2 separate regions of the Mus musculus genome follow, and region 1 is linked to region 2. The links are chromatin contacts, found by Hi-C in ENCODE. All regions are on one chromosome and are shown on one strand. The core of a region is the stretch at or near the end of the contact, and the rest is flanking DNA. Distances in the headings are between cores, read along the strand shown. Region 1 holds the start of Dut (deoxyuridine triphosphatase). Region 2 holds the start of 4930417H01Rik (a long non-coding RNA gene).

Region 1 (5,567 bases), core at 396-2,895, 2.5 Mb after region 2:
AACACCAGGAGAGGTACTATATGGAAAGAAGTGGTTTGGTGTCAGGAAAATGGGGTAAGCAGTTAAGAACTGGAGAATTGTGGTCAAAGCATATACACATTTATATGCAAAACTGAAGAGAATATATGTTTATCTATCTGTTCCCGTGGACATGATTGTTTGTGTGTATAAGGTGCCCTCCAAAGCCAGAGGACATAGTTGGGTCTCCTGGAGCTTGAGTCACAGGCAGTTGTGAATCACCAATGTGGGTGTTGCTAACCAAACTGGGTCTGATACAGGAACACTGAGTGCTCTTAACAGCTGAACCATCTCTCCAGGCCCAACAATAATCTTGTTTTAAAGGATTAAGCACCAATATTAAGATTTCTGAGAAGAAATAATGCACAGGAGCCCTCCTTACTAAACAATGCGATCACCATCTGTCTTAGTGTTCTACTGCTGTGAAGAGACACCATGACCAAGGCAACTCTATAAAGACAGCATTTAACTGGGGGCTTTCTTACCGTTTCAGAGGGTTAGTCCATTATCATGGTGTGGAGCAGGCGGGCATGGTGCTGAAGCAGTAGAAGGGAGAGGGAGAGTGGGGAGGGAGAAGGGGAGGGGGAGAAGAGAAAAGGGAGGGGGGAAGGGAAGAGGGGGGGGCAGGCGCACCTGTGAGGGCTTTTGAAACTCACGGTTAGACTCCAAGAATACAAAGGCTGGATCAATTTCCCTCATGGACTTTGAATCTAACCAACAAGTAGACATTAGGCAAGAAAATACATGCATGTGCAGACTGTAATAAGAAGAAATGTAAATAAAAACATTCTGAGAGTAAAGAGCCTGGCCACCACAGGTCTAACCCTAAACCCACCTAAAGGTGGAAGGAACAAGGAGAAGATAACCTCGCACTGGCAATGACCTGCAAGACACACAGACACATCGTGGGACTGCACAATAACAGATGCTTTAAAAGAGCTTCAAGAAGTGTAGTGTATTGCACACCCATCAGGGGAACCAATCGCCCCAATATGTATAGTCGGTATTTCTATAAAAGTGCCTTGGGCCTTCTATTTATCTTGAAAATCGAAGTGCACCACAACTTGAGTTCCACGTGTTTATGGTATAGTCCAGATAAAACCGGAGACTCCAGAAAGATCTTTAATTATCCTCTCTGGAAAAAAAAAGTTTGACTCCCAACTACCGGCGAGGGGGTGGGGGTGGGGGTGGGGGTGGGGGTGGGGGTGGGGGTTGGCTCCTTGTTGCTTTGGCTGAGGTCAAGGAATTTTAAAATGCCCTGCAGGTCCGGTGGTGGAAGGCAAAAGATCTGTTCAGGTCAGGGCGAGGAAAAGCACGTAGGAGGGCCGCTAGGCGGAGCGCGGGGCGGGGCAGCGGCCTCAGGGCCTGCAGGGCCTCCAGCGCCATGCCTCTCCTAAGCGTGCTGCTGCGCGCCCGCCTGCAGGCCGCTCTGCTCCGCGGGCGTGCGCTCGGGTCGGCGCGGAGCCGGAGCTGCCGAGGAAGCCGAGGAGCTCCGGCCGGGAGCGCGCGCGCTGGTGAGGGGGTGGGGGGCAGGGGCGGGAGCGCGCACGGGGTGGGGAGGATTAGGGCAGTTCGAGAGAGCGCGCTAGTGGGGGAGTTGGAGCGGGAGCGCGCTTGGAGGGAGCCCTGGTCTGAGCAGGTAACGGTGAGCCAGGGCCTGGCCTGCAGCGCGGGGACGAGTCCATTGCGGACCCCGAGGAGGGGAGCCTGGCGAGGTCGGTGCCTCCTCTAGGCCGCGCTCGAGCCCTTTGCGGAAGGCCGCGTCCCCTGTCCTGCGCGGTGGGCTCGTCCAGGCGGGAGATTTTCGGCGGGTAGGCTCTCGCACGCTCATTGCTTTCTGCTTTTTCCACGCCCGCCGCCATGCCCTGCTCGGAAGATGCCGCGGCCGTCTCTGCCTCCAAGAGGGCTCGAGCGGAGGATGGCGCTTCTCTGCGCTTCGTGCGGCTCTCGGAGCACGCCACGGCGCCCACCCGCGGGTCCGCGCGCGCTGCCGGCTACGACCTATTCAGGTGAGAGCCGTGGCCCGACGGCAGGAATGCAAACACCGAGCCCGGGTGCAGTCGTGGCTCCGCAGAGACCTGAGTTCACCTTGAGCAAATTCAGTAGGGGTTTGGGCGAGCGGAAAGTAAAGGGTTATAACATTTCCAAAGCGTTACTGTGCAGCGTGCGCTCCACCCTTTCCAAGTGGAAGGTCCGGATGTGCAAGGCTTATTCTTGACCGAAGTGTGACTGTCTGCAGTGTGCACGTTAAAGTCTAGGAAAAGGATCTATGGAAGCTGTGTACTTCTCTTATCCCGTCCAAGGACTGGGAACTTAAGGAGCTCCATCCAGGGCTAGCTTATGAGGTGGCTCAGTGTAAAGTCACCAAGCCTAATGACCTGAATGTATGCATCTAACATGCCCTGTCTTGGGAGAAATTAGATACTATGGCCATTTTCTACATAAGCGGGTGTTTGCTGTGTATTGGGAATGGCTGATGTTACAGAGTGAAAATTCCGTGTGACTGAACGTACTCTTCTACCACATGCCAGACTTCCAGCGCTGCTCATTGTAAAGTCTGAAGTTTCGTTGGATCAGGAAGGGAGCTGCAGTAATAAGAGACTACAGTAGTATTTGGTAGATGGACTTTCTAAAATCGCTTGTGATCAGAGTCCACCCCCAAGAGCTGCTCTGGGAGACCAGCTCTCTTCGGCCACTGAAGTTCACAGCCATAGCGTGGAAGGCAGGGGGAATGCAGTGCATCTCTGCCTCTCACCTGTGTTTTTTTAACATTTTCTTCGGGAGGTTCATTCTCATCAAGAGAAGCGTTACAAAAGTAAAGTATAGGTTTATATGCGTTCGCAGGCTCGAAGTGTGCCTAGCGGAGTGAGGCCCATTGAGTGTTAGATGTTTGCTCTTTGGTTGGCTTTTCATATTCTTTCTATGAATTAAGTCTGCCTTCCTGCTCCTCATGCTAATTTGCCAGCCTTCACTTTCAGAGACAAAAACCACAGAACACATAGCAGAGACAATGTTGGCATCTCCCTGTTCCCCACTCCCACATTCAGGGTTTTGTCTTCTTGCTCTGCCTAGGTGCTAGGATTAAGGGCCTGAAGCCATCTTTCTAAAGCTAAAAGAAAGTGCCTACTACCTTGTAAGTAAACCTTTTTAGGTGAGTTAGGAATCTGCCATAAGGTTGTTTATAGGATCTGTTTATATGAAGTAATGGCACGCATTTTATATGCATTAGCGTAAGAAGGAATGTTAAAAACACTTTAAAATACTGATTTGCCTTTCAGTGCCTATGATTATACAATATCACCCATGGAGAAAGCCATCGTGAAGACAGACATTCAGATAGCTGTCCCTTCTGGGTGCTATGGAAGAGTAGGTAAGTAGCTAAAGAAGCCGGTAACTACTTCTCATACCGGTCCTTTATGATAGCGTCTGTCATCTTAGTGTCCTTAGTGTCGTGTGGCCACAGTGAAGAGATAATGCTTAGCCCATTTTAAAAACAAAACAAAACATGGATTCACGTGTCTGCTTTTCCTTTTTTTTGACTTTGTATTTCAAGTATGTTCTCGAGCTAATAGGATGATCACATTGACCCAGTTGTTGGCTCTCATAACTTCACAGAAAAGCGCAAAGTTTAGGTGTTCTTTAGTTGGAGCTTTTCCAGTCTACAAATGAGGTCACATTCTTTTTAAATAACTATTTGCATAAGAAGATGGGGCCATAGAGTGATGGGTTTTTGGCATTTTATATTATAGGGGAGAAGCTGCCAGATTGTCTCAACCTACTGAACCTTGGCTTGTCTGCCTCCTAGAGATTAGAGTGAGGGGCCGTCCACTCTAGAGAAAAACCTTGTATCAGTTACTGCTGAGGAAAAGGGGGCTGTGAGTTCGTGGGTTTGGATTTTTCTAGGGCATGTCACTTGTCTAGAGCGTGAATTCAAAACTTGCCAAAAATATGAATGCTTTTTGTAGCTTAAAAAAAAATAGGAGAGAAAAATATCAAGTCCTCGGATAAGAAACCATAGCACTGCCTTATGCATTGTTGAACCTCCGGTACTTTGGCCGCCCAAAAAAGCAAAATGGGTTTTCCTGGTCTCTAGCATCATTGAATTAAAGTCCCAGGCCAGAAAAGCAAAGAGTTGGAAAGAGGTACCATCTCAAGAAGAGGTAGCAGCTATTGACACAGCGCCTTCTACAGGTTACTCTGAAACATAGTTTTAGATACTAGGATTACTGAGGTGGGCCTGTTGGCCAGGCCAGCAAGAAAGCTATAAAATGCTTCCCATTTTTAGAATTGAAAATGTACAAGAGTTTGATATTTGATGCATAGCTATACATATTTTAGTTCATCAATGTGAGGGCTTTGGCCATTACTCATGTTCCATGCATACAGGTCTCCTAACCTGAATAATGAAGAGAAGCCCCGGGTTCTCTCCTAAGCTCTGCTGTTCAGTTACCCTGATTCCTTCTTCCCATCTAGGATCTGCATATTCAACTCTCCAGTCTTGAACCACAAGCTGGGCCAGAAAGATGGCTCAGTGAGAAAAGCACTTGTCACAAAAGCCTTGACGCAAGTTCCATCCCAGGGAACCTGCGTTTGCAGAGTTGTCTTCTGACCTGCCCCACACATCATACACTTAGGCAGTCATGATGAGTGACTGGGGGTGTGTGTGCTTGCTTACTTTCCAGCTCATTCCAGCAATCCATAGCTTGCATCTGCAAGTCATGTGGTCGGGCTTTGAGATTGTTTTTAAACTTTCTAAACTAGCTCTCCAACTTTAGTGGTATAGTATGATAAATGTACTCTTTAAGAATGATCTGTTGAATGCCAGGCGTGATAGCGCACGCCTTTAATCCCAGCACTTGGGAGGCAGAGGCAGGCGGATTTCTGAGTTCGAGGACAGCCAGGGCTATACAGAGAAACCCTGTCTTGAAAAATCAAAAAAAAAAAAAAAAAAAAAAGTGATCTGTTGAAATTAAGATGAATATGTGAACATTAGAGGAGACCATGGTATTTAAATTATGCCAAAAATAGTGTATCGTTTCCCCTTACCATTTAAAATAGCCACTGTTTTCTGATTTTGTCTTTTAGCTCCACGTTCTGGCTTGGCTGTAAAGCACTTCATAGATGTAGGAGGTAACATTTCTTTATTCTATGAAATTTTGTAGTATCCTTGCCACTGGGAATTCGTAAGTCTGAATATGCAATAGCATTGTTTGATGGTGTCTAATTTTTAATGATCATATTATGTGAAATGCATATTATCTACTAATAGCAGGCACAGTGTGATGAAGGGGTTTTACCTTGCTGTCCTGATAATCTACACCTTACTGCAAAATTGATTCTTAAGCTAGGAAAACCTTCTGTGTGGCTATTGGGTTATAGTTTGCTGAACTAATAATAAGCAAAAGGTTCTGGAAAGGCATTTCCAGTTTGTAAAGGTTTTCTTAGCTCTGGGAGAAGGAAAGGCCGGACTTGTTTTGTAAAGTGGAACAAGGTACTTTCCCCCATGTTGCTTTCCTGCATTTACCAAGTGTCTTCAGAGACACCTGTTA
Region 2 (5,584 bases), core at 2,430-4,929:
TATTTTTTATTGGTCCATACTTCCTACATAAGATGATTTATTTCTAAGTTTTAGATATACTTTAACAAGCATTCTACTAGATCCGGTCTAATTCTAGGTAACATTCTGAGCACTACCGTTCCTATCATTTCTGCATTATTTAATGAAAGATTCTATATTTGGATATTAAGTCAGTATTGGAAAGGAAACACCTATTGTGGTTTCTGAAAAACTTTTATTGAGTAAGAGCTTCTGGAAATGAGAAGTCAGGACAATTAAATATTAACTTTTACTTAAATGAAATTCCATCTAAATAAATTTCAAGGGAGAAAGTTATGATTAATGTGACTAACTTCAAGTACTCAATATCAACTTCAAAAAGTCTGAATGGTGAGCATTTTCACTGTGTTGCGTTTGAGAAGTTCCTGGATCTTAGTCTGCTGAAGTCATGAGATCATGTTCTGACTGCAGCTTACCATCTTTGCATTTTATATTACACATTTGTAATTCTCCAACAGAAGAATTCCCTAAATAGAACCTCTATACCACCTTCTCTGAGGCTCAGGGAACATGTGGAAGAGGGGGCTGAAAAAAGTTCAGAGCTGGAGGATGGAGAGATCTGCCACAAAAAGACGTCTTCTGTATATGACATAGCTGTTGTACCCATGGACTCGGTGCCACTGTGGTTACCTGATCAAGACCTGTAACAGGTTTGGCCCTGTCAACATTTCATCCAGGAAGAGAGAAGATTTTTAGGGCTGCACCTCTCCCTGAGGGACTACTGACAGTCAATGGTTTCTGGGGAGAAGGGTGTCACTCTCTTCAGTGGTGTACTCACTGCTAAGTTTCCCATGCTTCATAAGTCATTTTCTTCAATGCTCACACAAACTGTCCCAATTAAAGTCAGTGAGTGGGTCACATACCCAAAACGACAGGAAAGTGTGAGCCTTGCTGGGAAAAAGGGTTCCAGTGTGAAAGGGAGCAGGGATGTAAGAGAGGGGGTGTGTAAAATGATTAAAATTCATTATAAGCAAGTGTAAAATATTGAAGAATTTTTAAAATGCAATTAAAAATTCAACAAAAGCTCACTTACTATGTCTAATTTGTATCATTTACTGTTTTAGGTATCAGGATGTCAGCTTATATTTCAGTCAAAAAATTAAAATAATAAAAGACATGTAAATAGAGTTCAAGTGGGGAAAATAAGATGCAGAGGTTTATCCCAATAGTGAAAAACAAGTCTTTCAGAGATGTCTTTTGAAATGAAGTATGACTGACTAACAAGCAGTCAAGGCACAGTCTGGGAAAAGGCAGGAATATAAAAGCTCAGGCGAGAGGCTAGAGAGGCTCAGTGGTTAGGAGAACTTGCTACTCTTGTTCTGGTTCCCAGCCCCTAGACCAGGAAGTTCACACTCACCTGAAGCTTCAGCTCTAGGGGATCTGATGCCTCTAGGCACTGTACTCACTTACCAGCACACACTCACCCTCCAGTGACCCATACCCTCCCCACACATACACATAATTAAAACTAAATATTTTTGAAAAAGCTGGAAGATGGGTGATGTGCCACATATAGTCTACTAGTGGGCTGAGAGATAACTGAAGACATTAAAATATACCATATACAATTTGTGTTTGCTATGCATATATTTATACTCGTATATGCAGATATGTACATACCTATGTCTACTTGTGTAGTATTTTACCACAGTCTACTTCTTATTACATAGTCAACAGAAGTCTGAAAACCTTTGAGAAATCTGCTCTTATTTATGAAAGCCTTAAGGGCAAGAGAGAGGGAGCCCTGAGAAAAGGACCATAACCAGTACAGCTAATTTCACACTGGGGAAGAATGATGGGACATCAGGCAGAGAATGTACATGAGTCTTCTACACACAGCATTTTAAATCTGGGCTGCCAGGTCTCTTCTTGTTATGGCTCATCATAAGAGACAACGTAAGAGAACCGTCTCCTCTGTTAATGCCACTTCAGAAACTGCCACTAAGGAGTCGGCAGTGTGTTCTCTATCTGAGAACTGCATCCATGGATACCATCAATCATGAATGGAAAACATCTGAAAAAGTAACTCTTCCTCAGCGTTCGCCATTCACAGACTTGTTCTGCTCATCAATCTCTCAACGAGTCAGGATAACAACTACTTAAATACAGCATCAAATTTGTATTTTGTAGTCAAAATGATTTCCAAAGGCTTTAAAGTACAGAAGGACATATATGTAGGTTATATGCAAATAACTGCTTCGCTTTACGTAAGGGATCTTTACATAAGGCGTCACTGGATGAGGCAACCTGAGATTCAGGTTCTAGAGAGGACTCCTGGAAGCAACCCACCTTGGATATCAAAGGACGACTATAAACTAATGCGACAGTAAAAATAAGGTCTAAAGCAAGAACCTTAGAGTGAGAAATTATCTGAAATCAGTTAAAAAAGGAGAAAAAAAAAAACCCTAGCTTCTGCAGCTGCCGGGGAGACCTCTAGCAAACTGTAGATACTCCTTTTAATAATGAACTTTTAATTAGTTGGCTGTATAGAGTTTTGTAAAGCCCTTGGCTATAAGCTCAAAAGGAAGCGGCATAAATAAGCATCAAATAACCAAAATGTAGACAGAGAGGAAAGTCTGGTACTGTGGATGGCTCTCTCTTTTCCCAATAAGATTCCTCATAATCTAATCCCTTCAGAACTTCTGTGTGAGAAAACAGAATGGTGTTCAGTAACATCCCTTAGTACTATAAAATTCTGATTCTAATCCATGTCAGAATTATTTTAGACGTTGAAAGATAAACCTGGCATTTTATCAGAATCTGTAAAAGGAGAAGTTACATGATATACAGTCAAGATAACACCCTAAACCCTACAGTAAAAGGCACTGTTTATGGGAGTTACAAGATATACCTGCAAGCTCTCAGTGGGCGCTCACGGGAACCGCACTTTGGAATCCCGTGTCCCTTTCCTATGGACCCACGAAAGTCTAGATACTCAGCAAACTTCCTGAAAACAAAGTTTCCACCTCAACTCCGGCGTAGCTAACAGCTGGACAAAGTCAAAGGCAAGCGAGTCGGCGACACAACTCACCTACAAGCTCTCCGATCATGAAAAGCAAGTAGAGGACGGCAGCGATGGTCAGCCTGGTCTTCACCTTCCTCTGCTTCAGCAACTCGCGTCGCTTGCTGCAGTTGTCACAGGGGTCCATTTTCAAACTCAGCTGACTGTTGGTTAAAGGTAAGTCCTGGTCCAATAAGGAGTCATCGTCGGCCTGGAGGGCCGGGTGCGCCCCGTTCACAGGCCTTTCCGGGGCTTCCGAGTCATCGTCGGCCACCACGACTCGAAGTTTATTAAAGCGCGAAAGCCCCTCGTCGCTCACCTCGTCCGAGAAGTCGAAGGCGCTGGTGTCATTTAAGAACAGCGGCGTGTCGTCTTTCCTCAGCAGGGATTTGAGGCGCTTCCACGCGCCGGGGCCGGCCATGGCAGCGGAGGGGCGGCCGGCGACTCCGCCTTCACCGGCGCTCGGGCTCCTCAGGGCAGCGCGGCGCGTCCCTGCCCATCGTGAGGAGAACGAGACCCCGCTCCTGTCGCCGCGCCCCGGCCGCGCGCCAGCTCCGGACTCGGCGGTGCTCGGCTACCTGCGGGCCGACGCCGCCGCGCATCCCCGCCCGGAGCTCGCGCTACTGCGACCCGGGCCAGGGACCGAGGCCGAGCCCCAGCCACTGCACCCGCCCGCCCCGTGCCGCTGGGAGGCCGGCCGCGGGGTCTGACAGGCCCGGCCTCCTCCGGCCCCTGAACGAGGCGGCGCGTGCGCCCGCGAGGCGCGAGGGGAGGGGTCGGCGCGGGCACGCAGGCCGCCGCTTGGGGGCGCGCCGAGGGGGCGTGGTCGCGCGTCGCCCCCTGCCCCCGCCCTCCCGGCCCCGCCTCTCGGGCTCTGAGGTCTTGTGCGCTCTGAGCCCCCGGGTGTGCCGCGGGAAGGTCCCCCCGGAGCTGGGTGTCACTGCTCTGAATTCCCTCCACTGGAGATGGGTCTCGGGAATCTCAGGTCCGATCTTGGTTATGGATGGTCCGTGGAAAATGTCCTTTAGTGCTTTCTTACCAAGTGGGAATCCTGGTAGCTTTTCTTCTACCCAATCGGCAAAAAATTGCCGATTATCTTGGTCAAAAGGCTAGGACAAGACTAGGATGGTCAGTAGTTCTATGGCTTGCTTTAAAGTTTCCTGTTTCTCAGCAAATATGTGTCTTCCTTCTGTGTTCACTGCTACGCTCCTTGGGCACAATTGTGTGAGCTTACTTTCCCTATGTTTCATCACATTCTCAAATGTCCTCAAGAAGCAAGATTAAAGGCAACACTGTTGGTAGAATTCATTTTAAAGTGTAAATCCTTGGCTTCCACCTTTCTTTCCTTTTGAGATCCTTAGGATCTAATCCAGGGGCTCATGCAAGTTAGACACGGGGCTACACCTGCATCTTGCCTGTGGTGTCCTGCAAGCTCCTACTTCCCCAGGGTTTACAAAGACAATATTTTAAAAAGTTTTTATATCTTACCAAAATTTCAGGTCACAAAAATACAATGAAAAAAATCACACGAGGCAATTTTAACGATTCTGTTGACACCTTAGAATCCGGTGCGAAAAGAAAGCCCTGGCTACTTCTGTATTCCAGAGTGATCCCTCAGTCCTAAGTTTTCCCCCAGAGCTGCAGTCATGAAAGCAAATTAGACCCTCCATGGTCCCGAGATCAGGAAGGGAAGGCTATTGCCTAGAATTTCATCAATCAGGACACGATGGTAATAGCCAAAGGGAGACAGCTTACGAGCCATTACATTCCTCGGCTCCAAATATCTTAGGAGTAGATTGTTCTGTTGTTTTTAATGTCCCATTTAACTGCCTACAATGTTTCAGGAGTGTCATCGGAGTCTCTTAAATGCAGCCTCAAGGTAGGAGGGATGTGAATGTTTCAAGAATAGTTGAAATAAAAGGATGGGTTGTTTGGGGACATTTCCAGCGCGCTGTGCTGAGGAGGACTGCCTTTGTGCGTTCTGTTCTTTCACTCGTGTCTCACTGGATTCTCGAGAAAGTGATGAGACGACAAAGCCATATTTTAAGCTCTGTCCATAAATTCTGTGATGACCCCACTCTTCAGGAGGTAAATTCCCTTACCTTTGCTTGTGGACAGCACTTAGTAATGGCCTATGACCTGTAATGAACAGTCTGTGGCAGAAGTGACTGTGACTTACAGACTAGGTCATAAAAGGTGCTGCAGCTGTTTCTTTATCCTCACTCTTAGATCTCTTGCACTGTGAGGAGACAGCTACCACATCATGCTAAACTTATCCAGCACCGTGGGAAGGTCTGTGAGAAGGAGCTTAGCCCACCAACTGCCATGTGAGTGAGCCATTAGTAGTGGACCTTCCAGCCCTAGTAAATCCTTTGGATGACTTTACACTGGACAACTGAAGCCTCACAATGCATCCTGGGCCAGAACCACCCATCTAGGCCACATGCAGATGATGCACAGAAACTACACAAGATAATGAATGTCTGCTATTTTAGGATAACTTTTTTATAGCAATAAATAGCAAATACACTATATTTCAAATTT

What was found. Hi-C counts contacts between places; a loop is a spot of excess contacts on that map.
Region 1: a loop to region 2 is called in a map of left cerebral cortex, with 6 times the contacts of the local background. The contact joins the promoter of Dut here to the promoter of 4930417H01Rik in region 2. A Hi-C loop is called at or near these places in 2 of 37 maps with a recorded cell type or tissue (T-helper 17 cell and left cerebral cortex).

What each region holds. Positions count from the first base shown.
Region 1 is chr2:125,245,870-125,251,436 of GRCm38, forward strand. It overlaps Dut (deoxyuridine triphosphatase), which reads left to right and starts at 1,646. Exons shown (of 6, transcript NM_023595.6): 1 at 1,646-2,027; 2 at 3,297-3,388; 3 at 5,104-5,148. The coding sequence starts at 1,879.
Region 2 is chr2:122,698,960-122,704,543 of GRCm38, forward strand. 4930417H01Rik (a long non-coding RNA gene) reads left to right here and starts at 3,680. Exons shown (of 5, transcript XR_866691.3): 1 at 3,680-4,025. It overlaps Slc30a4 (solute carrier family 30 (zinc transporter), member 4), which reads right to left and starts at 3,704. Exons shown (of 7, transcript NM_011774.3): 1 at 3,071-3,704. The coding sequence starts at 3,461.